3 separate regions of the Mus musculus genome follow, and regions 1 and 2 are each linked to region 3. The links are chromatin loops, found by intact Hi-C in ENCODE. Cell type or tissue: heart. All regions are shown on one strand.

Region 1 (8,000 bases), 88 kb after region 3:
TGAAGGAGTGGAGGGAGATGAGTAGATCTGCAGTTAGCCAATTTGCTTCCCTAGTCAGAGTGGCTTGCGTTTCCTCGGGGAGTGCCTGCTGGAGTTGGGGGTGGGTTAGGAGGGGAAGATCTATGTGACCCACTAGAGCTGGGGGCAGGAGGTGAAGGGAGCTGCAGCTGGTGCTCTGCTGCAGAGATGGGGATGAGGCTGGCTGGATGATTGCTTTTGGTGGGGCAGAGGGCAAGATAAAGATCTGCAGTCAGTCTACTTGCTTCTCTAGCAGGCGTCTGGCTCACAACTCTAATGGCTGAGAAGCTCAGACATCTTGAGAGCTTGGGATAGGGAAGAGAACAAACTAAGAGCTTAAGAGAGGAGAGAATCGGAGCTGATACTATTAGTTGAATGGAGACTGGCCTAAAGCTGCAGCCATCCATCTGTATGTTGGCTTCATGATTTCTCCATACAGAATGTATTGCAACCACACTTGATGTCTGTGGGGACTGCAACCTACTATGGGAAATAAACTGAGTCTCAGCCATTTACAAATAGCCAACTGTTAAACTCTGTTTTTGTTTTGTTTTTATTTTTTTTTAAGACGGGGTTTCTCTGAGTAGCCCTGGCTGTCCTTGACTCACTTTGCAGAGTAGGCTGGCCTCAGACTCAGAGATCTGCCTGCCTCTGCCTCCTGAGTGCTGGGATTAAAGGTGTGTGCCACCACCCAGATGGAAGCCTATAAGATAGACAACTGACACTGCACTTCTGCACACCTTTCTGTGTCTTGTGTGTCATGTTTTGTTTCTCTTCTTTGGCTATAAATGTAGCCTGCCCATTTGGTAGACTGGTGCATTCTGAACTTTGAGTCTATACTGCTATTTGGTTCTAGAATAGTAAATAAAAGCAATTGGGAAGTGGAAAATTGGGGATGGAGAGAAGAAGGTTCAGTGGTTGTAGTGCTTACTGCTCTTGCAGAGGGTCTGAATTTGGTTCCCAGCACCCATAGCAGGCATCTCAACAGCCACCTGTAACTCTTGTTCCAGGGAATTTGAAATCCTCTTCTGGCTTCCACATAACACACACACACACACACACACACACACACACACACACACACACTTTCTGCTTTATGCAGACGTCAGCTCTTAAAGCATTCATTGTTAATGCTGAGCATACGCTTGTGTGCTGGCTAGTTTTATGTCACTGAGATGGATAGACTTTGGGTCTGGCTAATTTTGACATGCCGTGGGGTTTTTTTTTTTTTTTTTTTTTTTTGTGTGTGTGTGTTTTTGTTTGTTTTGTTGTTGTTGCTGTGTTCCCTCCCCTCTTGTTTTTTTTTTCCCTAAACTAATAAAGTTTATAAAATGAAAAAAAAAAAACATACCACAGCACTGCCTTACTAAATGTCACTTGGCAGAAAGAGGGCTACAGAACCATCTTGGTGCCCCTCCCCCTTCTCTTTTGCGGTAGGAGCTTGCTTTGCATTCCCGGCAGACCTGAAACTTCTAATCTTCCCATGTCCACCTCCGAAGGATGGGGCTCCAGGACTGTGTTGCTAGGCAGCTACTCTTTCATCAGAGCCTTGTATTCAGCTCCTGTTATTATTTTCCTTTTGGAGTCTGAGACTCAGTCAGACAGAGTCTCAAAAAGCCCACGATGACCTAGAACACTGTGAAGCCAAAGATGATGAGAACTCTTGGCCTTCCTGCGTCCCTCACCCAGGTGCTGGGATTTCAGATGTGTGCCATCACGTCTGGTCAAGGGAACCAAACACTGCTATTCTGTTCTTTCCATGCTGAGCGTCCAGCGCCCGTAGGATTTCCAAGGCTATAGATCTCTGGGGTTAGTGGGGGTTTTAAGACGGAAGCTTGGGAAATACATGTGGGCTGGGAATGTAGGCTTGTAATTGTTCAGCTTCCCTGTGCTATTTAAAGCCTTGGAGTGAATGAGCTGTGCAAAGGAAGAGGAAAAGAGGGCCCTGGTGGAAACTCTGAGGATCCTGAAAACTCACCGAATGGAGAAGGAGCCTGAGACAGTGGGGCTGCAAAATAAAAGAGGGTTAGATCTAGACAAGGCAGCCTCTTGGGGGTCTGCAGCCTTGTGGGTCCAGGTTGCACAGGCCTTAAAGGGAGAAGGACCTGGTTTCAGCATTATGGCGTCAGCAGGAGCCCTTTGAGTGGAGCACTGAGTGGGTCCCAGACATGAGAGGAACAGGGGATGGGAGGGTGAACACAGGCTTCTCTGTTACTCTTCAGGCCTTTAAAGCAAGCTAACCTGAGGAGGGTGTGGGTAGAGCACAGACTTTTTCTTTAAGGTGGAAGGAAGGCAGTATCTGAGGCTGAAGCCACAGGAAAGAGATGAGAGCTGCAGAGGATCTCTGAGGTGGCTCAGCAGGGAAAGACGCTTGTCACATAAGCCTCAATATCTGAATCCATGGCGGAAGGAGAGAGCAAGAGCACCCAGTGTTTGCTTCCATTTGGGCTTCTCTCTCTCTCTCTCTCCTTCTTTCTTTCCTTCCTTCTCTTTCTTCCCTTTCTTTCTTCCTTCCTTTCTTTCTTTCTTTCTTTCTTTCTTTCTTTTTCTTCCTTCCTTCTCTTTCTTTCTACTTTCCTTCCTCTTTCTCTCCCTTTCCTTCTTTCTCTCTCCCCCTTTCTTTCTCTCTCTCTCTTCCTCCCTCCTTTCCTCCCTCCCTTCCTTCCTTCCTTCCTTTCATTCTTTTGTTATTCAAGACAGGGTTTCTTTGTATAGCCACAGCCATCCTGGAACTCACTCTGTAGACCAATTGGTCTCAAACTCAGGAATCTGCCTGCCTGTGTGCTGAAATTAAAGAAGAGAAACTCCACATCTGGCTTGATTTTTTTTCTTTCTTTCTTCTTTTCTCTCTTATATTCATTCATTTTGTGTGAATATGTGTTATGTGTGCATGCCACAATTTACACGTGTGGAGGCTTTGGGAGTCAGTTCCCTCTTTCTACCATGTGGGTCCCAGGGATTGGTTTCAGATTGTCAGGCCTGTCAACAAACGCCTTACCCCTTGGCCCATCTTGCAGAAGACCCAGGTTCTGAGAACTGGGCTTCTGTTCCAAGCACGTACTTAGTGGCTCACAACTGTCTGTAGCTATAGTTCCAGGGAATCCAAAGCCCTCTTTTGGCCTCTGCAGGCACCAGGCATAGACACGGTACATAGACATACATTTGGACAAAATCCCATTCATGTAAAATAAAACAATAAAAAAATGAAGAAGGAAAAATATTTAGAGATGTATTCCTCACTTTGTGGTTTTATAAAATTGGCGCGAGCACATACACACACACTTGAGGGCATGCACAAGTTCCAGCACGCACAGAGCATGTCTGGTGAATGGAGAACAACCTTGAGGAGTTGGTCTCTTCTTCCAGCATGGATTCAGGTGGTAAGGCTTGCATGGCAAGTGTCTTCTCCTGCTAAGCCATCTTGCCTGTGCTGTTTCCTGACTTCTGCTGAGGGGATGTGCTTATTGCACCAACGTAAGGTTGAAAAGCCATAAACTTGACTATCGGAAGTTGAGGCTCTATGCATGTAGTAAGTACTTATGTGACGGGAACCTTTTTTTTCCTGAGTTGGAGTTGAAAAGACAGCCTTGAATCCTTTTCCAGGGTGACTACAGTAGTCATATGCACACACAACATGTAAAAAGGACATCATTGAAAGGCTGTGCAAAATAGACACATAGACATTTCCCCAGAGGTCCAACAACAGTTCTGAAGTGAGCATGGGATCTGGGATGCGAGCGGGAGGGGCTGGTTGCTTGTGTGCATCTAACAAATAGCAGTCAGCGACTACCAAAGGGTCCATTGAGCGTTTTCTGAAAGCAGAACAATGTAGCAATTTAGTCTCTATGACATCACTTTTTAAAAATAGCTGCTTTCAGCAACCGATACGGGTTCATAATGAAAACGTTTTTTCATCTCGTTTGGGAAGAGGGCGGGGGACATTTGGGGGCAGGAGTGACCAGGGACTAAGTGAGATAAATGTCCTAATTGTACCCAGGCTCCAAGTAAATAGAAATGTAACTGGCACGGAGCTGCAAGGTCACGTGTTTACTCTCTCATTAAAAATATTAAGCAAAAAAGTCGGTTCCATTGTCTGGCCTTCTGGCATTTTATCTTCAGTGGTGTTTAGGAGATTAGGAACAATAGGTGGTAACCAGACAGTCTCTAAGGCTGCTTCCAGCGGCCTTTCTGGGGGTGCTGAAGGTGTGGCCAGATTGAGGCCTGGGCCAGGCTGGGCTGTGCAGCAGGTCCAAGGGCTGGTTCCCACCCGCTGCTGCCACCCCCAGGACAGATCATCCTTGGGGCTTTCAGATCCTCTAGGCTCACAGTCTGCCATCCAGCAGACCACATGCACGGTTCAGTTTACTAACCTAACCCATAAGAACCTTATTGCCCTAGGGCTGCAGGAAAAGGTTTAATAGGCGGTGTCAGGAAAGTTTCCTAGTCTAAGTGTACCCCTGCCCCGCCTTTCCCCAACCCCCCACAGGGCAATTCTCAACCCAGACCCAACACCAGGTTCTAAGTGTGCAGCTGGGAAGAGTCTTGGATGGGCTCCAAGGCTTGGAGCTAGCACCCTAAGAGTCCCTTCATGCGCAGCTGCTGGAGCCCTAGCTAAGATCACCACTGTGCTGCTGCTGCTTCAAAATAAAAGTTCCCTGAAAGGCAGGACAGGGAAGTTCTTTTGTCCCCCCCCCCCCCTTAGTCCCCCTCAATCCCTCCCTTCCTGCATGCCTCCATCCCTGCCTGCCTCCATCCCTCCCTGTGTCCTTTTCTCCCCGCCTCCTTCCCTCCCTTCCTTCCTCACTCCCCCCTCTCCCTCCCTACCTCAAGCAAACTATCTGTAGTGCAGGCTTGTCCTCAAACTCCCACCCCCCTGCCTATATTTGTGAAGAGCTGTGGTCACAGGCATGCACCACCGTTCCTGTCCTTTTCAGAAGTTATTGGAAATGATTGGCTGACATTGTACCAGTCACTGTGTACAGACAAGGCAGAATTCCTCCCCGACAAGAGGAACCTGAGGTCTGGCTGGTGGAAACCAATGTACCATGCGATTTCTTTTCACAGATTCCGTGACAGGACACTGTCCAAAGCACAGTGGCGAGAGTGGCTCATTTCATCCAGTGTGGGGGACTGCACCCGTGAGGCAAAGCTTAGGGGAGGCGCCACGGTTTATGGAACCATCAGAACCATCAGGGTCTGATTCCATGTCAGGCGGAGTTCAAGTAACAGCAGCAAGGTTTTGTTGAGCATCTTCTATGCCCCAGGCACCGTTTCAGAGCCATCCACTCTGTCCTTCATTGAAGCATCCTGGTGCATGCCTTTAATCCTAGGACTTGTGATTTAGTTCAAGTGTCCATTGCTTTGAAGAGACACCAGGACCACGACAACTCTTATAAAGGAAAGCATTGAATTGGGACAGGCTTACAGTTCAGAGGTTTAGTCCATCATCCTTAGAGTGGGAAGCAGGGTGACCTGTAAGCAGATCCGAGGCTGGAGAGAGTTCAACATCTTGATCCGAAGGCGGTGAGATACACTGGCCAGACTTGAGCTTATAAGGACTCAAAGCTAGCCTCTACTGTTACACAATTCTCCCAACAAGGCCACACCTAATAGTGCCACTCCCTATGGGCCAAGCATTTAAACACATGAGTCAGGTGTCGGGGGGGGGGGTCATTACTGTTCAAATCACAACTGAGGAGGCAGAAGAAGGCCGATCTCTATGAGTTCAAGGCCAGCTTGGACTACATATCAAATACCAGACCGGCCAGGGCAACATAGTGAAACCCAATCTCAAAAAAACCTACCAAACTAATTAGGAATAGACTTCCTCCTCTCTTCTTCCTTCACTCCTTCCTTTCTTTCCTCCTCTCTTCCTTTCCTCCCCTACCTCTATGATGGGGGTCTCATAATGTAGCCCAGGCTGGTCTTGAACTCATGATCCTGCCACCATCTCCGAAGTGCAGGGGTTATAAAAGTGTGTGCTGATACATCTGGCTTACCATCCCTTTTTTTTTTTTTTTTTTTTTACATTATTGGGCAATCAACATTTGAATTTATATCGTTTTAGATATGTTCTAATCCAGAGATTTCTAAGACGATAGGAAACTTGTGTGTAGGTCAGCACAAGCATTATGATATTTTATAGAGAAACTTGACACCTCAGAATGTTGGTGTCTTCAAGGGTCTTGGTATCCGTTCCTTGACAATGCTGCAGGTTCACTGTACCAGGATGAGAACCTAGCCGCCACTTTTTCTGACCATACAGGTCATTCTTGTGATACCTTATGTTATAAACCAAGAATAATCTCAGTGTCACACAAAGAAACACATCTATGTGTGCTTGCTAGAACTAATTGGGTCTTAGAACACTCTGCAAGCACATGTAACCAAGATGGCTTCCATCTTTTATCCCAGATCTTAGTAATGACTACATCTTATTTTTTTTATTTTTTTGGTTTTTTGAGACAGGGTTTCTCTGTATAGCGCTGGCTGTCCTGGAACTCACTTTGTAGACCAGGCTGGCCTCGAACTCAGAAATCTGCCTGCCTCTGCCTCCTGAGTGCTGGGATTAAAGATGTGCACTACCACACCCGGCTTAGTGACTACATTTTATCTCACTGGTGAGAGCTCATCTTCACAGTTTGATGCTACTGGCCAATCGGGCACTAAGAGGAAGAGACAGGTTCAGGAAACACGAGTTCTTTTCAGGTTAACTATCTTTTTAAACAAAAAGTTTCTCACACTTAAGATATGTGATGATTTAGTCACTTTTCCTTACGGCAGTTCTCCCATTTGAATGACTGGAAAATGCCAAGTTGTACATGGAAAACACCACGTGCTACAGTATGTGTCTGTGACAGTGTGTGAGCCAGTAGACAATCTCACAATGGCTGAGACTGGGACCAGCATCCAGATACCAACATCTTACATTTGAGTTTTAGCTACACATACTACTTGCTTGGTGGTCTTCGCCGCTCTGTGTCTCAGCCTTGCCATGTATATTACTGGTTTTGAGACGGTGTCTTGGGTGACCCAGGATGACCTCAGACTCATTATGTTGTCAAGAATGCCTTTGAGTTCCTGAACCTTCCATCCCCACCTCTCAGATGCTGGGTTACAAGGTGTCCTACCACCTCCAGCTTCATTTGTTTATTTCGGTTTTTAGAGACAAGGTTTCACCACATACCCCAGACTGGCCTTGAGTTTACTATTTGGCCCAGGCTGGCCTCAAACTTGCAGCAATTCTGCCTCAACCTCCTAAGTACTAGAGTTATAGGCCTGTGCCACCATGCCCAACTAATGTAATTTCGTATTTGTTTTTTTATGTATGGATGTTTTGCCTGCATATATGTCTGGGCAGTAAAGTGCCCTTGAAAGCCAGAAGAAGGTATTGGATTCCCTGGAACTGGAGTTATAGATAGTTGTAGGCTTCCACGTGAGCTCTGGGAATTAAACCCAGGGCCCCTAGAAGAACAGCTAGTGCTCTTAACCACCGAGGAGTGTCTCCAGCCCCAGCTAATCTCATTTATAACACAGGTAATGGGAAGATGTATTTTCTAGGTAGTAGCTTTCAGGATAGAAGAGATCATGCGGTGGGTACCTGGTCTCTTTTGTACTTGAGCTATCTCAATGACCTACATGTTCTGATACAATGTAAACGCCTTGCCTAGAGTCATTATGTGTATTATTCAGGGAATGACAAGACAAAGTCTGTACATAGTCGCTAAGAGACTGTTTTTTTTTCCCCCAAGTATTTTCAGTCTATGGTTGGTCCAATCTGTGGACACCGAATCTATAGATACAGAGGCCCCACAGTGTTTGCAGGGGAGTCAGGTGTTCTGGGTGGAGCCTGTCACCCCAGTGCACTGGCGTGGCAGAATCTAATGCCTCTGAGCACAGAAGTAAATGTGCCGTGAAGAAATTTTCTGTAACCAATTCCAGTAATAATTGGATTAGATCCTTATTAGATACAGATTTCAATA
Region 2 (8,000 bases), 570 kb after region 3:
GCCCATGAAGTGCTTGCCTAGCATGCACAGGGGCCTGGGGTTGACCTCCAGTGCTGCAGTCACCAGGCATGGTAATGCACGTCTGCAATCCCAGTACCCTGGAAGCAAAAGCAAAAGGTTCAGAAGTTCAAGGTCATCATCCTCAACTATATAGTAAGTTAGCAGCCGGCCTGGATATATGAGACCCTGTCTCAAGGTGGGAGGGGGGAGATAAGGGGGAAGAGAAGGAAGAGAGGAAGAGAGGAAAAGGGGGGAAGAGGAGGAGGAGGAGGAGAGGAAGGGGAAGAAGAGGAAGAGGAAGAAGAAGAAGAAGAAGAAGAAGAAGAAGAAGAAGAAATAATAATAATAATAATAATAATAATAATAATCCTTGTAGTATGTTGCCTAGTTGCCTAGTCTCCTGAAGATACCTTACATGCACAAACTACAGGGAGAGGAGAGTAGTGAGCTGCGACCAGGATCAAAGTCAAGGGCTTGCTGCAGTCCTGGAAAGGTAGAAAGGAGTTCCAATTCTCCTACTCCATCCCTCTACCCTGGAATCTTCTCACACACTGCCATGGATGCAAAGGACATTATGACATGTCTCTGATGCTGAGCTATGGTGTTGCTTTATAAAGGGAGGCAGAGGATAATGACAATGCTAAAAGGTAAAAATAAATATTTACTAAAGCAGCTTATGGATACCTGAGCCTGTAAATTATGCAGAAACGATCGTTGAACTGTGTGAAATAGACACTAGGCTTAGAGTCTCGAGGCCTTTCTTTTTTTTTATTGGATATTTTCTTTATTTACATTTCAAATGTTATCCCCTTTCCTGGTATCCCTCTTTCCCAGAAACACCCTAACACATCCTCCCTCCCCTTGCTTCTATGAGGGTGTTCCTCCACCCACCCACCCACTTCCACCTCCCTGCCCTTGATTCCCCTATACTGGGGCATCTATATGCAAGTGTGACTCTGGTTAAGTCACCTTGCACTTTCTGAAATATCTGCACTTGGAGAGTCAGAAATGTGAGCCGAGCCCTCCTGACAGGGTAGTAGTTGCCTGGGTCAGACAGGCATAGTGATGCTTGGGACTGTGCCATGTCCTATACCGGCGTACAGTGTTATCTTTTCTGGGTACCGAAGCAAAAGCTCAAATCGCTCATTAGACAAACGAGAAGCCGAAAATGGGCTCAGAAACAGCTCGTGTCCCCAACGCTGCCATCCGGGAACTGTTTTCAAACGCAATAAATGAGTGTGGAATGGCTTTAAATATACAAGCAGTTTCTTATTTAATCCAAAGATAGCCCTGAATTCTGTCTTCTCTCCTGAGAAGTTCCCTCTCTTGTCTTTTCAATATGCTCTTGGCCCCGAAGTATCTTCTTTTGTTTGGCTTGTTATATAAGGTTATGTAAATACGAACTGATACTACTTGATTCAATTCAAAAGACATCCCCAGAGAAGTCCACTCCTCAGTTCTGACTTCTTTGGACCTCCCAGTTGTATCTTCTGAAGTCTCCCACTGCAGTATTCAGGGTCTTTGTCTTTCTTCCTCCTGGTTCTGCCAGGACTGCTTCCTAGGCCAGACAGGCTCTGCGCTGGCCTGGACCCCTCTGTAGAGCCTCGGGCCACAGGCGTGAACAGTCATCAGCTGATCCTGGGTGAAGTGGTTTTGGAATCCTGTACAGCCCTGCTCCAACTCTCAGCTAGGCAGAGACGAGAGGAGGTGTTTGGGGATTTCTAAGTCCTCAAAGAGACTTCCCGGGCTACATATCCATCAGCCACAAGGATTTCCTCTCAAGGGTCAGCCCAAGGACCTCTGAACTTACCAATGGTTATCATCTAGCTCTGCCCGTGCCCTGCACTCAACTAGGGATTGAGGGTACTCAAGCAGGGAGCCAAGCAGATGGCCCTGGACCTGAGGTTCTGGGCTTCTAGCCAGGGTGGGTGACCTTCATCGTGACTTTCTGTCATCTTCCAGCCCCACCCTTCTTTCTCCTCTTCTTTCTGGTCTCCTTGTTCCCCCGAGTTCTCTTTCCCCTTCTCTCCCTCATGCCAGGCAAGTTTGCAACAGGCTGCTCTTTGCACAGTGAACTCAAAGGGCACTCTTGGCTCTTCTGGTAGCATTATGGCTACGACAGAAGTCCCGTTTCCTGGTCTCTCTTCTTTGCTCCATATCTCCTCACCAATCGTTTGAACTTTTAAACAGTGTCAACTGCTGAGTCCTGGAGAGCACCAGCTTTCCCAGGCTATGGTGTTGAGTGGATATGGCAGGTTTCTTCTCCCATTGTGTGGAAAGCCACGTGAGCACCGCTGTTCCTCCCTTCCACTGCCCAGCCCCATCAACATCATGCTCTCCTCTGGTTGCTCAGACCAGTCAGTGACTTGCTCCGAGTGGGAGACTCAGCATGAAATCTGACCAAAGCCAAGTCTTACTGTTGCCTTCAATTTCATACCCAGCTAGTGCAGCTACTGAGGGTGGGGGTGGGGTATTTTCAAAGCAATACATATCATTAAAAGAAAGAAGAGGAAATTTGGCTTTGTGGTTTTCTTGGGAAACACAATACAGTGCTGTCATCCTTTGGTATCCACAGAAACTGATCCCTGGACACCCAAACACCCAAATCTGTTGATGCTGAAATTCCTCTATAAAATGGTGTAGCATCTGTGCATCACCTCTGTGCAACCTTCATGTAGAGTAACGCATCTCCAGATTATTTCTAACACCTACCAACACAATGGAAATGTTATGCAAGTAGCTATGGTCCCATGCTCTTTAGGCAAAGATGACAAGGTAAAAAAAAAATCTGTATGTGTTGAGCATATATACAGATTTTTTTTAATAGTCCCAATCTTCTGCTGGCTGGATATGAGGATGTGGAACCTATGAATTCAATGCACCAGTCATATGTGTCAAGCTCATTGTCCTGATAAATAAATTAAAAAAATACAAGCATGTTGAATATGAAACATAGGCTAACTTTGCAAAAGGAGAACTGAGGCAAGAATCAGTTCTTCTTGGGCAAAATTCTTAGTATTGTTCCACTAGAAAGATTCATTCCCCTTCAGCAAGAGGGAAAGATATTCCAACTACAGAGACCAAGGCATAGATAGCTCTCTGTTGCCATCCAGTGGGGCAGAGCTGTAAGTTAGCAAGATTCTTGGCTGAGCCGATCCAGTGCATAGAATCCCAATTTGCATAAAATCATGCTATCTCCTCCAAAGAATGAGTAAAGCTTCCAGAATGCACCACCTCCAGCCCTCCCACCTCCCTCATTAGCTGCTTTTGTTTGTCTTTGAGATAAAGGGATCTTGGCTGGCCTCTCCTTGTTGACTGAAAAATTCAGTGCTCAAAAAGAACAGCTTTTGTGGTACTTGGGCCAAACCTACAGTTCCCTAATTGGTTTAAAAGATGGGAAAACAGGGTGTGGAGAGAATAAATGTGAACCAGAGAAACAGAGAGAGAGTACACAGTGCTGGCGGGTAAGTGCCAAGTGGTAAATAAGTCCTTTTTATAGACTCATTTGGCCTCGGCTCTGCAAAGGCTTCCGTAATTGAGGGAGGAAGCAGACTTAAGGGCAGTCTTGAGTGACAGTCAATTCTTTCTAAGATCTGTGGCTGATTTGTAAAGAGATAACAGGGGCTCTCCTGTGTCCTTGAAGTCTAAGGGTTAGTTAACAGGAGGAAGCATTTAGATCCAATTATCCTGGAATTTTCCTTAAGAACACACTGGGCTTTCATTCAATGGGCTCGTGTCTGGGTTTCTTGCTCTGATCAACCCAAACAAGGCCAGTGGTCAGGTTGGTCACCAGTGGTCAGATGTCAATGACACAGACCACATGGCACTGTGGTGAGTCTAGGACACACTACAGGCAGCTTCAGACTGTGAAGCCCTGATGGGCTGATTGTATGGGAGTCCACAGGCATCCAGGTCAAGTATCTCTAAAACTGAGGTTTGCCTGCCCCGGAAAGTTAAATGGACTATCAGATGTCTCAGATGTCAAAACTGAACATATCAGAATGCCAATAAGCTAACCTGTGCTGTCTGGACATCTTGCAAACTCTGTCCTCTGTACAGCCCCTCGGGTAACACAGCATGTGTGTGTTCCTTCTGCGTGAACTGGCTGCTCTCTGACTCAGAAGAAAAGCCACAGCAAAACCTGGGAAGAGAAGCCACCCTCCACAAGCAAACAGACGCCCCCTCTCTCAGCACAAGCCCGAGTCCATTTGCAACAATCAGGAAAGCTATGACAAGAGTGGAGATTGCATTACATCTGCAACCACAATCGTATATATTACACATCTTGGGTGCTTTCTTATTTCACTTATCACTTAGTGATAAAGATGACTAACAGATATTAAAGTTATTAGTTTGTAATTCATCTTCATTGTTTTTTAACTCAACTTTTTCTCTTTTGGGCTCTGCATCAGTGTATTTGAGGAGTATCCAGAGATTGCATGATGAGCTATTTATTTTAAATCATTACCATTTGCAAATGCTTATCTGTAGAAATCAGAATGTGCTCAGTTCTCTTCTGCTAGGGCAAAACATAAAACTGGGTGAGGTGGTGCACTCGTCTAATCCCGGGGCTTGGGAGGGGAGGATCAGGGGTTGGAAGTCATCCTCCACTCCAAAGCAGGTTCAAGGCCAGCCTAGGTTACACAGGTCCCTGTTTCAAAAACTGAAAGACGGTCCTACACTAATAAATCCAGAATAAATATCATATATTTATCATATATAATGATAGTGATGTCATATATAAGATATTGATATTGTATCATCTATATATGATATTATATATATGGTTACTATTATCATATCATGGTATTTATAGTATATATAATATATCACATACTATGTGATATATTACATATTGTATTATATATATCATATATATGATATATATGATATAATATACATGTATATATAATATTATAACCATAAATGTTTAACACTGGATTTTAAAAAACATAATAGTGGTCTTCTATTGACTAAAAAGGCAAATGAGCATAATTTTTGTAGGTTATCATGGACTAAAATATGTCTCTCCAAAGCTTGAGCTCTCAGTAACTCATAACCTAATTACATTGAGTGAGAAAAGGTGGGCTAAAATTGAAAAAAGGCTGGAGGAACCTGGTCCCACTTGAGTGGTATCCTTCTTAAAAAAACCATGAGGACACAGACATGATGGCCACATGAAGACCAGGAAGGGAAGGTGACCACCTACAAGCCAAATCCTAAGGCCGCCAAAGAAAACAGCCCCGCTGGCAGCAGCCTGGTATCAGACTCACAGCCTCCAGAACACACGAACACAAACATCATCAGTGGAAGACGCCCAGCGTGTGGTGTTTGGTTATTACATCCTGAGAAACTGAATCCAGAGTCCAGATCAGTTAGATCTGAAATTTCCCACCGTACCACATCCTGCCTTCCCAGCCTTAGCTTTCTGTTGTATTTTGATTTTAGTAGCTTATCAAGATATTAATTCACACAGCACAAAATTTGCTTGCTGTGGGCGTATAGTTTAATGATTTCAGTATATCTGCAGAGCATTGTACAATCCTGACCACAATACCACCTAATCTTGAAGTGGACACTTAAGGCCTCCAGGCCTCAGCTTGTCGTCTATGAAATGGGGCTGATACCTTCCACGTGCATTTGTTTAGATGGTTGAAGGATGTAGCAGAAGTCACATGTGTCTGTGTCTTTCTTTCTTTATCATTCTTCGGGCTCGGAGTCCTTTGAGGCTAATGCTAAGTCTCAAATCTTTAATGAATGTAATGATTGGCTCTCCAGTCAAGGCTCCAGTCTTTGCAAAACTTGACATACACACCCACCCCTGCACCACCCCCACCCCATGGCCCCTTCCTTCCTACTTTCTGCTCCATTCCTGAGGTTTCAGCTTCGGCTTTGGATCCCCACCTGACGTTTTTCCTACGTAGCAGATGGCTGGCATGATCCAGCTTCCTAGCATGCTTGTCCTATGTAATCCCCACCCTCTTGAATGTGCTGGCTGCACCTAGTGACTCCCTTCTAATACATGGAATCCAGGAGAAGTGACCAGATGCCATTGCTGAGATTAGGTGACAGGAGACCAGTGGCTTTCCTGCTCACTTATTCGCTCTGAGGGAAGCCAGCTGCCACATTAGGTCCTGTCCTCAAGAGAGCCAAGCAGCAAGGCTTCTCAACAGCAGCAGCTTGGGTGAGCTTGGTCACAGGAACCTCCCCAGTGGACCACAGACATACACCTCAATTGGAGCCAGCTTGAGACTCAAGCCAGAGGCCACAGTTAAGCTATCTGTGGACTGTTGAGTCCTAGACTGTGAGTCACGGGCTGCTGAGTAGAGATTTGTTACACAGCAATAGATAACCTGCACCTACCCCACAGTCTAGAATAAAAAGAACTGAAGCCAGACTGGCCAGTCCTTGCACAGTTCAGAGCCCAGCACCTTGTCAATGGTCGAGAAACTCCCCAAACCTAGCCTGTGAGAATTTCCTACCATTTTTGTCTCCTTAGAAGGGCTTACTACCTTCCAGACCCTGGAATTCAGTTCAGGCTACATCATGACCTCAGCTCTTTGAAGGCCCAGATGAGTCACGATTCTGGGGATGACCCCAATTTTGCACAGCATTACCATAAAGGCAGTGTTCTCTTATGGGTTTCTGACTCTTAAATGGAAATGAAACTTTGGACTAGGTTTGTACTCTCCTCTGTGTGTGTGTGTGTGTGTGTGTGTGTGTGTGTGTGTGTGTGTGTACATTCATGGGGGTATAACTCTGCATTTGAGTGAGTGCAGCCAGATTTTGACATTGTGTATCTTCCTCAGTGTGTGTGTGTGTGTGTACACTTGTGGGTGTGTAGCTCTGTATTTGAGTGCGTTCATCAGATTTTGGCATTGTGTGTCTTCTTCAATCCCTCTCTGTATTAGTTTCGAGACAGTGCCTCTCACTGAATCTGGAGCTCATCCATCTGTCTAGACTGACTGGCCAGTGAGCGCAGAGATCCCCCTTCCTCACATCCTCAGCACTGAGACTACAAGATTCATATTTTGACACCCAGCTTTTCCCCACCCTTGGTGCTGAAGACGAAACTCAGGTCCCAGGCATGCTGGGCTAACATTTCACCAGCTAAGCCATTCTCTGGACCCTGAATTTGCATTTTAGTCCTTCTGATCCACTCTGCTCATCCATGAGCCAGCTTCCTCGCCTGTTCAGGAAGGTTCTAAATGATACTGAATATGACAGTGACTGAAATTGTCAGGATGACTTCTCAAAATCATATGTGTGTTACTCTGGATTCCTTTGGAAGATTCCAGTGTTATACTAGGCTCTTGGCAGATGAGGAACCAACCAGTTATGTCTTAGGGAGGCTGAGGAGAACTGAGGTGACTTGTGGTTTGTAATTGCCATGATTCTCCCATGTCCAACACATACAAAGAAGCTATAAGAATAGACACACAGGCCTGCCAATCTCAGCCTTTGTGCTCTCAGCATTTGTTCTGAGATGTAGACTTACTAGAAGGATCTCTTTGATCCATGTGAGGATTCTAGAGGTGGCCTTCATGCTGAGCCAGACAAGTCTGAGGACTGTGCATCAGGAGACGCTTGCAATCACACGAAGAGAGGCTCTTCAAAGAAGAAAGTCACACAAGGACAGGGGAAGAGAAGGTGGGGGACACCCCTGGTGATGTTACATCCCACTTCTGATTCCTAACTCAGGAGACTTAAGCCCTTTGCCATGTGAGTCTGTATACCAAGCTGGTTAGAGGTGGGGGTCCAGACCTCACAGTTGATAAAATCAGAGAGTGTAACAGTAAGGAAGAGTTCAAACAAGTTCAATAGGATGTAATCAGGCAGGATGCTTTCAGATGCAGGCTCCAGGGGACCCAGGAAAGGCACCTTGAGCTTGGATCATGTCAGTAAGCACTAGGCTGTAAATTACCAACTTCTTAGGAACTGGAGAGAGAAGTCTCTTATAGAAGATTCTAGCCACATTGTCAAGCAACAGGGTAACATGG
Region 3 (8,000 bases):
ACACAAAACTAGCCAATACAGCACCTAAGAAACATACCTCCTCCTCAAGTCTTCTGTTTTGGGAGTGGTTTAGCTGAGGAGGAAGACCCCACTGGTGGCAACCATCTCAGGGGCTGTGGTTTCAAGCTGAATAAAACCAGGGGAGGGGCAATGCAGACTTTGATTCCTGACTGTGGACACAAGATTAATAGCCACTATTGCCTTCCCTGGCATGAGACTATATCACCTCAAACTGTAAGCCAAGCTTTTTATCATCCCTAAGTTGTTTTTTGTCAGCTACAAGAAAACTAATACAAATACACTCTTAACATGTTGACTAAGCAACTTACTTACCCAAGCACTTACTTACCCAAGTAAAACAAAACCTAAGAAACCAGACACCCATATATGAATGTAAGAAGAAGGAATAACTACTGATATAAGCAATAGCAAGCAGGATACAGCTCGAGATGCCTTGGGCTGGGTGAATAAAGCTAAATGCAAATGGCAACAGAAGTTGAAACAAGAGACCACGAGTTGATTACTAGGGTCAGGGATGAGATGCACACTACAGAGGGCCTGAATGTTCTGGAGCAACTCAACTGCTTGGTGTACCAGTTGCAGTAATGACTGTGATTGGTTTTTCTCAAAGCCTATAGCACTGTATAATCAAAAGAGTTATGTTTACCATGTGAAAATAAGTTTGTCACGGAAAGTAATAAAATCCAGACATTGGAATCCTATCCCAGGCATTCTGTAATCCTAATCTGATATATCACTCACTTGTTACCATGCTTTCTGAATTTTTAAAGCCTTCAAGGTATACCTAAGGCATATAGTATTCTGTAAGTATTACCAGTCATTCAAGTTTCACTTTCATAACTTTACATCACTCATGTTTAAAGTAACGGATTCAAATACTCACTATCATCTGCGTCCTTAAAGGGCTACAAGAGAACAAGCTAGCTAGCTGTCCCATCTTCAGGCTGCCAGGCTCTCCCTCTCTTCAGTCCTGAAAAGCTTCCTCCTTCCCGTCACCAATCTCAACAATGCCCTGCAAGTCACTAACCACTAGGGGATGACAAAAGACTAAGGATAGGGTCCCAGCTCTGCTCTACCAATACGTAGTGGTTTCTGTGTTCACGATTGGGTTTGTCTTTCAACAGAGCATATGCCTTGACATATTTAACAGATATTTCAACCTATCTAGCAGGAACAAGAGTATAATGGCTGGAGAAAATACTATTGTTTTATTAGGAAGCGTCTAATTCAGAAAATTAAGGGTGTGAAAGGGCCATACATCTGCAAACACTATTCAATTTTTCCTAGGACCATGGCTTTCTGTTAGAAAACCTGGAGTTCATAAACTACACTGAACTAGCGTCTTCCAAGAACATGACCACAACATTCCATATACCACAGTCTATTTCTCACATGGTTACCCTTGAGGACCATGCAGCCAGAACACGAACCTCGGGAAGACAAACTACACTCAAAGTAGCACAGGCTTCCCTCAGTTTCCTACAGAACAGCCTGCCGCTGCTCACCTGTAAACAGGGACATGCAGACTAACAGGCGACTCACTTCACAAACACTTAACAAAACTGCATAAAGCTGATAGAGGCCCTTCCAGAAACTTTACCCCCAGCTTTAGATTTAAGAAAGGTCACACACATGGTACAGAGTCCTATAGACACCTCATCTAGTGGCACTACTGTTCACACCTCATACTGCGATTGTCACAGATAGGGAAGCAGCTTGGCACATTTTAAATGAACTGGATAGTGCTGTTCCTCAGTTCCCTCGTGCCTTTTCCATTCCAAAACTTTGTCCAGGTTACCCTACTACAGTCTCGTTACTTCCCTTGGCCTATGAGTTCCTCAGACTGCCTTGTCTTTGATGAACTTGAGAGTCCTGGGCAGTAGACAGTGGGAAATCCCTCAATCTGAGACTGTGAAATGCATTTTTTTAAACGGTAGGTAATGCTGCAACTGTGGGTTCCTGGCAGGAAAATCACAAATGTTAGCATACCGTTTATGTCACAGTATTACAGTGGTACATCCTCCTTGTGGTTAGAGTGGAAATGTCCATGATTTACTGATGACATAGTCCATTCTCTATTCATCTAAGGTTTTTCCTATAGAAAGTTACTCCTAGGCCCCCACATTGTGCTTAGGAAGGTGCAGCCTAAATTCAAGGGGATTGGAGGAAGCTTAAAGCTCTTTGTTAAAATTTAAATATAATTTCAATCTATTTCAATTATTCAACATTTAGCCATTAAAAGCCTTCAGGGTTGGCTTTGGATCCTTTTGGCATGCTTTCACCATTCATATCTCCTCATACTTTATAAAGAAAAGGAGGAGGAGGAGGAGGAGGAGGAGGAGGAGGAGGAGGAAGAGGAGGAGGAGACGGAGACGAAGACGAAGACGAAGAAGGGCAATGCTAGCACATAAGAGAATAAAGTGGGAGCTGTAACTCAGTTACTAGGCAGCTTGCTTAGCATGTATGAAACCCTGGATTTGATATCCAACACCACATAAAGCAAACATGAAGAAGACATCTGACCTCAACCAGTGGTCTCCCCAAGCATGGACATTTACACACACTTACACACACACACACACACACACACACACAGTTTTATTCAAATCATTAGCACAAAATTAACATTTCATTTTATAGGTGCATTTTTAAATAACTGAATTTACACAAGTTCTGCAAAGAGGAATAAACAAAGAATAAAAGGATGAACCACAATCAAAGCTATAACCAATGGACCTCAGACCATTTGACCACGGCTAACACTTTTGTCCTGGAACAAACTGCTCGGTAGTTAGCTAGGCTCTGAAGCTTAGGCGGGTCAGTGTCAGCTCGTTCACATGTTTAATTAGGCACAAGCCTATACCTTAGCTCATCATCTTGTTAATCTTCCTGTACTTGTTCTTTCCAGATGTGGAGAGATGGATTGAGGAGAGCAGGTAAACACGTTATCTGTCTCTCTGTACATTTCACAAGGTCCATTCAAGACTCAGAGATTGGTACATACTTATATTCCAATTAAAAGGCACGATCCATTTTCACCATCTTTTCTTTGACCCCACAAAGCTACTTAGATATGACTAACACAAATTTTTTCAGAAAGACTCATTCAGAAATATATAAGGGAATGCTCAGACTGGGGTGAAACTTAGCACTTGTGAGGCTAACACACGAAGGGGAGGTTAATACGTTCACAAAGCAGTAACTTCTTACTTAAAAGGGATGGCTATCTTCAGGTTCTTTCCCTGAAGAACTTTAGGAGGCTCTTTTTAGACTGTTGTCCTCTAGAGGGAGCTCAAAGTCCTCAATAGTTTTCCCAAGGTCAAGCCACTAAACCCACACAGATCTGATTGTTGGAGAAACAGCCACTGTGCCATGCAAAGCAGGTCCAACTTAATGCTGTCCTTTGGAAACCTCTTCCCTTCAAAACTAAACCCCTGACAAACAGGCCACACCATTTCTTTCTTCCCTCCACTTCATAGCCGCCCCACTTGGCACTGACTAGACCATTCATCCCTCTTACCTGAGAGGCAGAGGGCAGACAGTGGTGGTAAGCACCTGGAGGCAAATGTCTTCGACTCTTGACTCTCTGTTGCGTCCAGAGAAGCCTGAGTCAGTGCGTTCCCACTGTCTTCACATCAGGACATGGACAGAATGAGATGGTTGGCATTCTTTTTTAAGATAAAGCTGCTTTTGTCTTCCTAGGTTCACTCGGGAAACCACTCATGTACGATACCTCAGGACCACATTAGTGCAGCACAGGCACAGAAAACAAACCAAAAGTGTGACTGTCATTTTCCTACCTGGCCATTCATTATCTTATGCCTAGAGGAGGAAGCTTAGCCTAGCTCTTAGAGACTCCTTAACCCCAGCATTAAGGAGACAAAGACAGGCAGGCAAACATGGACAACCTGCTACTACCTAGAGGTGTCCTAGCCCAGTCAGGGCTACACAGTGAGACCCTTTATAAACAGCAAAATAAAACAAAATATTAATTGTCCCTAGGGTGTTATGGTCAATATAGCCTTGGCCTTTGTTTTCCAAACACTCTACTTTAGTTCACTGAAATCTGAGCCTACAGCCCAAACAAGTAACAGTATCACAACTGCCTTGCTCTGTTGCTTCTTCACACACACACAGAGCCTGGGCCTGTGTCACATAGCAAACCCCAAGCCAGCAAGGGCTACTGAGTGAGACCCAGTCTGAAATCACCAGTAATACTGATGGTGGTGATACAAACATTTCTTCTGGTGTGTATGCAAACAAACCACACTTCACATCTATGGGTATCTTAGTCACCAACCAAGGATGTTTCTACTTTCACTTTTGAGATAGGGTCTTAGGGTGTGGTCCTGGCTGGCCTGAAACTATGTGGACCAGACTGGCAGCAAACACAAGATACTTGCCTGCCTCTGTCTTTGCTGGAACTAAAAAGCCCATGTGCCACCACATCTGGCAGATTTTATATTTTTAAATGGTTGAAAACTAAAATATTCCACGGCACTAAAAACACACAGAAGTGTAGCTATAGAGGTTTTTAATTTTGAAATTAAAAAAACAAAAGAAAGGTCTTTCAAGGCTGAAGAGATGCCTCTAAGGACCCACAACCATGCACAACTCCAGTTCCAAAGGATCCAACACTCATTTCTAATTTCCAGACACCTGAATGAATGTGACGCATATATATACATTTAGCAGACACATAAAATATTTTTTCCCACCGAGCAGAGGTGGTGAATGTCTTTAATTCCAGCACTCGGAAGTAAGGGCAGGTGGATCTCTGAGTCTAAGGCCAACCTGGTCTGCAGAGTGAGTTCCAAGACAACCAGGGCTACACAGAGAAACTCTACCTCAAAAAACAAAACAAAAAAGTTATTTTCAAAGTAATTTCTTTTAAACTCAGAATTGGTTTCTATCGATGTGTGTATTTATAAAAGCTTTACAGACTACAACTGTCATAATCACACTATAAGAATCAGGACACACTGCACTGTCCATTTGTCTTGACAGTCATTCTTAATTCAAATTTGATTTCTCATAGGTTACAAACTCCTAAGAAATTTAGATGAAAAGACTAGAGATTTTTAGATTATGTTAAAAATTTTTTACAGGCTTTATTCTAATATCCAAAACCAGAACACTGAGTTTTAACTAACAACAACCCTGTCAGCTTGTGTCCTGTCAACTGCAACACAGAAGACTGGGAATCGGGAGGAGGGAGAGCAGATAGGAGAGCAAAGCAGAGGTGCTTTAGAAATCCTAGTAAGCAACCCTGTAGTCAGAGCCAGTGCAGTGCAGTGCAGTGCAGTGCCATGCTGTGGTAAGCTGCATGTAATGTACTAGCATTTAATTCCCACCACAAACAGGTACACCTGTTTACATTAATACAAAGACTTAACAGATGAAAAATCTAAGGCCAAGAGGCCAAGAGGTCAGGTATGAACAAATCTTCAAACATGTGCATAAAATAAAGATAAATATCAAGAAAAATAAGTTTAGGTCTTCCCACTGGCTCAGAGGACCTCATCACTAATAGGCAGATATGTGCCTCAGAAGCTCCAGTTAACAGCGTCTAAAGAGCAAATAAACAAAAGAAAGAAAAGCCCGCTGGATAACTAATCCAAAAGATTACACCACTGATTTCCTCACAAACCCTTAATCAAAGGAACACCTCACGTGCCTTTATAGGAACAGCAATTTAAGCATGCCATGGTAGCAACCTACACTCCCAACACTTAAGCTAGGTGGAGGCAGTGGATCAGGAATGCAATGCCATTATTTCCTGCAAAGGATGTTCAAGGCTAGCCTGAGACACTCAAAAGTCAAACAGAAAGGAGAAAGGAAATTACAGTGAATTCTTTCTACTTGGATCTTTTTTAAAATTCTTTTTCCTCTTAATTTTGGTAGGTAAAACATCAGGTAGGCATTTCCTGACCTGGTCTGCAGCCATACTTAAAATTCAATTCCTTGTTTCCATTACACTTCTCAAAGGAAGTTATGTTTCAAATAACTCTGTGAATGTGTTCTTACTAAATAAGGGATGAGAAGAGTCAGAACTGTCCAGCAGCAGAAGAATGCATTCTGAAGGCAGCCCTGCCAGAAACATGGATGGATGGACGGACGGATGGATGGACGGATGGACCAACATACAGAAGAGTAGTAACAAGCTTGTAAAAACAAACCCAGCAGGAGAAAAACAAGAAAAACTATAGTCCATCTGCACATCTCTGAGTGAACTACAATTGAGCAGAATGTTGTATGAGCAGCTAAATGGATCTGGCAGGAGTTTACAGAAAGCACTCAAAGTCATATGGCATTTCAAGGTGATTTCCTTCTGGGGCAGGTAAAGAAAACCAGGGTTGCAGGCTAAGCGCCTTGAGGCTTTCCTATCCTTGGCAGCTGAGCAGGAACCACATGAAGAGATGACTGGGTTGGGGGCTGCTGGTGAGGTGGGATGTTTTTCCAGAAGCCAAGCAGACAGTGTTTTGGAAAAGCAGTAGCCATAAACTGCATTTAAAAGAACTTAAAAATATATGAGCAATGGGGGCTGAAATTTAATTTTAGGCTTGATGACATGGAGATTTTCTGTGTAACTCCACTGGACTAATGTCTTCAAAATAAAAACAATTGTTTCCGATGGCCTTATTTCTGGGGGCTGTCAGGTGAAAGGATGCTCCAGAGGGAAACTATGTAAGTGCCAACTACAGACTCACTCCCATGGCTGCTGTCAGACATCATTTTTCCTGGATGCTGACCTGAGATACCAGTTCTCTGCCACATGGATTCCAGAAAAGTTCACAATCATGGTAGCTGGTCATGAAAATGAAAGAAAATGAAAGGGAACAGCACAGACCTTTGGGTAGCCTCATCTGTAAGTGTATGTCATCACTTCTGTCATGCTTGTACTAGTCAGTTGTTAGGTGTGTCATTCAAGGGAGAAACTTATACAAAGAGCAGAGCAGCAGAGGGCAGTGTCCATTGGAGCCATGTTAGAGGGTGCCCACTATAGTTCCTTGGTCAGCACAGAAAAACAGTTAAGAACTTCATGGCCACGAGGTAACTTGACTACAAGCTAAAGAGAGAAGCCTAGAGCAGTTTCATCTTTGAGCTTCAACAGCCCTAGCTGCCTCCCTGCCTCACCCAACTCCTGTGTGCACAGGCCTGTGTATCTGTTGCTGTTATTTAAGAGGACCTAACACAGGGCCTTGCAGGACCTCACAGGACCTATGAGGCAGACACTCTACCATTTAGTTACTACAGTCCCAGATCTCAAGCTACTGGATTTTTAATCCCTGCTTCAAAATACAAAATACTCATTAATCTAACCACCTATAGACCACTATCATTTCCACCTAGGCCAATCAATACCGGTCCCTTCTCCTACTCTTCAGGGGGCTCTCAACCCTGTAAACAAACACTAAAGCAGTCAACAATGTCATCTTTCCCAGCTACTACTGTGTACCTGCCAAGTGCGTCTCACGGCTTAGTTGGGGCACTCCTCCAGGGTTTCCAAGGATACTGAACTCTCCCTATTATGCTGTTGGACACTTCAGAGTGTTTAACACGTGGGTTTAGATCATCATTCACTACCACAAGTCAATAGTGCTAAGGTACTTTGCACATTCTTTCAAAGCCTGTTTTGATAAAAAGTGATAGGAAATCTGTATTAGTTTTCCTACCTAGTCTAATTCTACTCTTGAACAAAACAATGTTGTTTTCACCCACATCAGTAATTCCCAGGATATTTTCTTCTATGGTAATTTTACTAACTGCTGAATTCTAAATGTCACCAAACTCAATTCAAAACACAAGTTTAGGCCAGGTGTGGTAGCAGACATATATAACCGTAGTATCAGTGGTCTAAGGGAGGAGAATTACAAGTCACAAGCAGCCTAGAACATATAAACTGTCACAAAAACTCCACAAAGCAATTTAAACTCAGCTTATTATTATTTTCTGAGACAGAGTTTTACTATTTGGCC

What was found. Peaks named below come from ENCODE experiments on the same cell type or tissue, not always from the same donor. Only the 100,000 strongest peaks of a DNase experiment are listed, where the experiment ranks them.
Region 1: a loop joins it to region 3, with 3 times the contacts of the local background. A loop is called at or near these places in 6 of 42 quality-filtered maps.
Region 2: a loop joins it to region 3, with 2.2 times the contacts of the local background. A loop is called at or near these places in 4 of 42 quality-filtered maps.

What each region holds. Positions count from the first base shown.
Region 1 is chr14:67,131,498-67,139,497 of GRCm38, forward strand. No RefSeq gene overlaps it. Among named protein-coding and RNA genes, the nearest start is that of Gm30438, 24 kb to the right of the region's middle. In heart, a CTCF peak has its summit at 4,305; DNase peaks (open chromatin) are centred at 3,904 and 4,584; H3K27ac peaks cover 2,236 bases.
Region 2 is chr14:67,617,867-67,625,866 of GRCm38, forward strand. No RefSeq gene overlaps it. Among named protein-coding and RNA genes, the nearest start is that of Gm24981, 55 kb to the left of the region's middle. In heart, a CTCF peak has its summit at 3,115; DNase peaks (open chromatin) are centred at 3,265, 3,795, 5,245 and 6,175.
Region 3 is chr14:67,043,696-67,051,695 of GRCm38, forward strand. All of the region lies in intron 2 of Ppp2r2a (protein phosphatase 2, regulatory subunit B, alpha), which reads right to left. Among named protein-coding and RNA genes, the nearest start is that of Ppp2r2a, 25 kb to the right of the region's middle. In heart, CTCF peaks have their summits at 1,055, 3,303 (motif pointing right) and 6,975 (motif pointing right); no DNase peak of the experiment used is centred here; H3K27ac peaks cover 285 bases.